Regions from separate parts of the Homo sapiens genome. Here region 1 is linked to region 2. A link is an interaction called in ENCODE POLR2A ChIA-PET data of the cell type or tissue named here. Cell type or tissue: GM12878. All regions are shown on one strand. Links, peaks and the distances in the headings refer to the core of each region. The heading gives the core; the rest is flanking DNA.

Region 1 (2,920 bases), core at 244-2,743, 1.4 Mb after region 2:
CATCAATGTGCTCATGAGATAGGTGGAGCTCAAATTCTTGTCAAGAGAATTCATTAAATGAACCCTCAGCAAACATTGCCAAGACAACTCCTTGATATCTGACAGTCACAAACTCATTGAAGCATATATTGCAGCATTATATTTATTCAATAAACAATACTTAACTTTTTACCATTGGCTACTGTGCTAATGACTGGGGAGACAAAGTTCAGATTTAAAACACGAATCTTCTGGAAAAGAGAGGATAAAACAAAACATCGATTACCGAACAGAATGATGAGTGTTCCGCAAGTGCTGAATTTGCAAAGAGCCATAGGCTCAGAACAGGGCGTAAAATGGAGAGACATCCACAAGTAACTAGCATTTTAGAACTGATGGAAGGATGCAAATGACATTGAAAATTTTGGAAAAGGGGAGAAAGGACAGAGATGTGCAAGTCATTTGAAAGCAAGAGCTAAAGCAAAGAGTTGGCAGAATTGCACATTTTCTAAAAATAAGAAATAAGTGAAAAATGAGAGCTAGGAATAAGACCAAGTTTTCTTCCCTCCAGGGGTCCAGAGTGAGAGATGGGAAAGGCCAACCAGGCCTTGAATGTTCCTACTAGAACTCAAGGAGCAAAATGCTATTTTGGGATGTCATAACGGGGAAAGGAAACAGACCTCTCGTTGCCCAGTTCCCTTATCTGTAAAATTAAGATAACCACAGTCCTACCTCATAAAACTGTGGTGAGGATTAATTGTTTAATTTATATAACATGCTCAGAATGATGCCTGGCACTTAAATAAGGCTGCTTACATGTGAGCTCTCCTATTTGAAACTGATTAGAGGATTATTCCCTAATGTTCTAGGTCTGCAGGAAGGTGAGGTAATTTCAAAAGAACTAGCCAGGAACTTTTTAATGCCAGCTCAACTACTCACAAGGGAGAGGCAGAAAGAGCCATTCACTTGGTGACTGAGCCAATCATTTCGCAGCAAATATCCCAGGATGTAGACAGAAGCACTGCTACCTGGCACACACACCAGCTGTCTACAATGGCACACTTTACCTCTTGGTTCTCTCTACCTTTCGAGGAGCTAAATGTTTTCACTAAAATAACAGAGGCATCTTCCAGGCAGCCAGAAGAATCTTCTGCTTTGTGAAGATAAGCAGCACTTGCCTCAGGCAAGCACCAGGGCAAAGGGGAATACCCGCTCCATTCTTCAATTCCAATTCGACAATTCACATTTAGTTTCCTTTTCACTTGTTGCATCACCCTCATTGTTATTTTTGCACCACCTGGTTCATCGTACAGCCCCTGATGATGAAATAAAAATGTAATTGGTTGTAAGTTTTAATGATGTACAGGGTTTTGGTTTCACTTTGTAGAAGCACCAGAAACTGCTTCCAAGATAGGAAGCACCCACAGAAAAACCAAAAATAGACATGTCCACGTGTTTGTGAAGGGAATGGAGCTGGTGCTTATTCAGCAGCTGCTGTAAGTGTGTTGTCTGTGTATTCTCTTCTTAACCCTAGGCCTGGCTGCATTTACCCCTGAGTATGGTTGTGAGGATTAAATAACATACAGCTCAGAGAAATGCCTGGTATCCAAAGGGAAAAGTAAACCCAGGCTGGAGGGTGACTGAAGACTGTATTGGATAGGGCCAATGTGGAGCTTCTAGCAGAGGGAGTCCAGGTAGCACCTGGTAAGAAATGTTGGGTGGGCAGCTGTAGGGGCCAGGGGAAAATTAGCCCTTTGACCTCTGAAGCTTCACTGAAAAATCATCTGACAAAAGGCAGATTAATAGGCAAAAAGCCATACAAATTAATTGTATAGTAGTTTCATGTGACATGGGAGCCTTCAGAATGAAAGCCCAAAGATACCATTTTTATGCTTAGGTTAATGAAGAATTGGACAGCTATGTAGAAAAATGACTGGACAAAAAGGGCATGATCTAATGCTAATAGACTGAGTGAGGAAGCCTAGCAAGGCCTGTCTGTCTAGATTCTTCTGGGTTTGTTTGTGCAACATTCCTTACTCTGGGAATGGGGCAGGGCCCTCTCTGAATGGAGTTATATTCTACCATCAGATAAGGCAGGTCACATAATTTCCTTATGGTCAGCTTTTACACAGAAAGGCAAGGAGGAGGTTGAAGTAATATGTTTAGGTTTTATGGCTGGCTTTGGGGAAGGGAATTCTGGTTTCTATGGCCTGCCTTGGGAAGAGGGATTCTAGAGAGATTCTAGAGAATAAGGGGCCACAGAGAGAAGGGCAGGAGAAAGTCAGAGAAAGTTTTGCTTCTGAGGCTGCTTCTGTGGCCGTCATTTTGGGGGATTGTTTCCTGAGCCTCAGCACAGCCCTTGTGCGTCCCTGGGCCATCAATCCATTGATGAGACCATTCCAACTGTGGCTGGCGGTGAAGACTGTAGGACCCTCTGGTTGTGTTTGCATAAGGCAGAAGTTGTCATTAGTGTGGGAAAAAAAAGTAGTGCCTTTTCTCACCTATTGCTAGGTTCATGGTTAATACCCCTATAATAAAAGAAGATTAACAAGAGAAAACCATAACTAATTTTTTAAACTAATTTTCATGGGAGACAAGAGGCTTTAGAAATGAAGATCCAAAGACCCAGAGAAACTGTCTATTTTTATGCTTAGGTTTAATGAAAAATGGACAGTCATGTAAAAGCATATTGGACACAAAGGGGATATGAAGTATTGTTAATAAACTGAGGGGGGACTTAGGAAGGCCTGCTGTTCAGATTATTCTTGGTGTCCCTGTGTCTTTATTCCTTTCCTCCAGAAGCAGGGAAGGACACCTGTCACATGGGGGTCTTACGACATACTTTCAGGGGAGATAGGACAGATAATTATCTTATGACCAGCTTTCACAAAGAAAGGTGAGACAAAGTCAGTGAATGACCTTCTTGATTCTGCAGTTTTCT
Region 2 (2,920 bases), core at 302-2,801:
AAGGACTCTAAATTTATACTTATTCTTTTTATCCATGAAAATGTATGATACACTTCGCTAAATGAATTATAGAAGTATAAATAGTCCATGTCAAATGATTTATCTCCAATATAATAACTCTATCAAAGAAAGATTTGGGGTAACTCTGCTTCATTTGCTTAGTGACCATGCAGTGATCCCTAGTGACTATCACTTCCTATCACTAGCCAGGATTCTAAGATTAGAGAAATCTTTTCAGTTATATTATTTAGTCTTGTGATGAAACTGTAATGGCACTGGGCTGGGCATGGTAGCTCAGGTCCGTAGTCCCAGCACTTTGGGAGGCCAAGGCGGGCAAATCATGTGAGGCCAGGAGTTCGAGACCACCCTGGCCAACATGGTGAAACCCAAGCCCTGAATTTACTAAAACTACAAAAATTAGCAGGGTGTGGTGGCCCACGCCTGTAACCCCAGCTACTTGGGAGGCTGAGGCACAAAAATCGCTTCAAATCAAGAGGCAGAGGTTGCAGTCAGCCAAGATCACGCCACTGCACTCCAGCCTCGGTGACAGAGTGAGACTCTGTCTCACAATAAAAAAAAAAAAAAGAAAAAAAAAAAGAAATTGTAATGACACTAAAAGATGATATGCCAGTAAATAATCTTCACCTTTTTAAAACAGTAAAATCTATTCTTTAATTAAGCTTAAAAATATATGTAATATATGAATAAAATATATGTGTAGATATATATGTATATATACATAAAAACTTTTTTAAAGTAGAATTTTTCGATTGAAATTAGAGTTAGGGGTGCAGTACCAGAGTCTCACTGGTTTGAAGCTCCAGATCCCTGCATCTGTCCATCAGGCTTCCCCATAGAATCCCTCACAAGTCTCAAAAAAAGTTTAAAAAGCACTGCTTTAAGCCATTTTTAGCCATTTTACCAACATGTGAATTAGTTTGTAAGTCAATTATCTAAGAAAGAGCTAGATGTGAGCAGTGCCTTTTAAAAAGTACATTTTGATAAGACAGAGGAAAGGGGATATAGGCAGAAAATGAAAACAAAGATTATGGCCAACCTCTCCAGTTCTTCAAGGGAATGGCAAGGTAAAACTCCTCTGAATTTTCTGACTGACTGACAAAAATGACCAGCAAGCCAACATATCCCTTCAGATTTTAACCACGGACTTGCTTCATACATGATAGGAAGAGGCTTTATACAATTACAAGGCAAATGTGTAATGCAAATTTTCACATGAACACTAGAACAAACACTTCTACAATAACTATAAATGAATTGGAATTGTTTGCCTGTAACGTAAAGTGGAAGATAAAGTGAGAAATAATTATGTACATTTGAAATTCAAACATAATCCTTTATAACAGTTACATAACTATTTTATTTGATAGACATTTATTGGAACTTGTGCCAGGCACCCAATTAGGAACTTTGAAAAAGGTAGCTAACTTCATTAGGCAGGGCACAACCTAGTGAGATACACATGAGGAAGCCAAAACTCAGAGCAGCCAAGTTTCTTATCCAAGTTTACAAACTAGTAAAAAGTACAATCAGAATTTAAACCCAAATAAGACCTGGTCCTAATTCGTAAGAAGCTCCCTCTCTAATCAAAGAGATAATTATGTAAATAATCAGTTGCATAGATTATCGATTCATACTGACAGCTCTCCTACTTTAAACAGGTCTTTCATCACCACGCTTGAGAGAAGCATGGAAAACAGAAGAAAGAGCAGGCATCAACCAGGAAAATCTACTCACACACTTAGGAGAGGCAGGTGACAGTTGCCATCCTATAAAGAAAACAGCAAGTACATTTCCCTCACGTTCTATGTGTTTGAAGTACTGTCACCTAATAGGCAGCTGTACTGAAGTACGCTTACAACATCTGGTTTTAAAATAACTTGCCAGAGAACGAATTTCAAGATTCTACTCTTAAACATCTCCAAGGCTCTTGCTAATGCTGTGGTCCTGGAAATGCTAAAGAGCTATTAAATCATGTTTATGTCAATGGCAGCTCTTAAAGCCTTGGTTAATTTTTTTCATGGCAGCAAAGGGAAAGAAACAGGAACAGAATTTGGCATCAGTACATCACTAGCTTCCTTACCGTGCCAACAAGCCTGACTTGAAGCATTTGTAAAGGTTTTCAGCTGCTGCAGACCACCTCCTTATACTCAGCAGATGGTTTGAGCAGCAGTCGAAGCAACAGAGGCCGTTTTAGGCTTCAGGAAATGTAGCAGGTGTTGTGGATTCCAAAAGAAAATTATGCCCAACTTTGCCTTTTATTGTTTTCTTCTCCCTTGATGTGTGAGATATTTCCTACCCATCTCTTGCTTCTGTCTGCACTTAACATGATGGTAGAAATGTCAATGAACTGGTGAAAAGGTTAGAAATATGATTGCATAGCATTAAAGAACACTTCTGAGTATCTTATGCAAAATGCTGACAGAATTCTGTATGTAACCGTATTTTCCACTTAAGAGCTTATAGTATTTCCTCCTGTGAATGCACAAGTTCACATTCCTATAATATAGAGTTTGACTTAGGAGTAATCTCACAGAATTTGAGACCAAAGGTGTTTTAATGAATAGGTACAAGACAGTTTGGGAAAGTAGTTTTAGAGAAATTAGAGATAGAATTAAATTTAAAAAACTAGTATTTAAGGCTCTTGAATTACAGCCTCTTCTCTGTGTGTCATTGTGCTCAAACAAGAGAAATTGTTTGATACCCCTTTCTCCTGATTTTCCTCCTTTTCTGGCCACTCCCCGCTGTGGTCCTCATTTTTCTGTCCCTCATTAATTTTCATATTATGTGGGGTTCTACTCTTGGGTCCCAATGTTTGGTGTACTATGATTTTCTCTGTTAATGTCATATGGATCTCTGGCTTAAACTAATATGCTAATGATGGCCAGGATAGTCTTTTGTT

Evidence for each region. ChIA-PET counts read pairs that join two places held together with the same protein. Peaks named below come from ENCODE experiments on the same cell type or tissue, not always from the same donor. Only the 100,000 strongest peaks of a DNase experiment are listed, where the experiment ranks them.
Region 1: POLR2A ChIA-PET joins it to region 2 with 5 read pairs; 2 of 35 experiments call an interaction of 5 or more read pairs at or near these places.

The regions. Positions count from the first base shown.
Region 1 is chr9:21,094,850-21,097,769 of GRCh38, reverse strand. No RefSeq gene overlaps it. Among named protein-coding and RNA genes, the nearest start is that of IFNB1, 18 kb to the right of the region's middle. RefSeq lists enhancers at 986-1,280, 1,178-1,447. In GM12878, for the core only: no CTCF peak of the experiment used is centred there; DNase peaks (open chromatin) are centred at 988 and 1,239; H3K4me3 peaks cover 786 bases; H3K27ac peaks cover 314 bases.
Region 2 is chr9:22,521,642-22,524,561 of GRCh38, reverse strand. No RefSeq gene overlaps it. Among named protein-coding and RNA genes, the nearest start is that of DMRTA1, 76 kb to the right of the region's middle. In GM12878, for the core only: no CTCF peak of the experiment used is centred there; no DNase peak of the experiment used is centred there.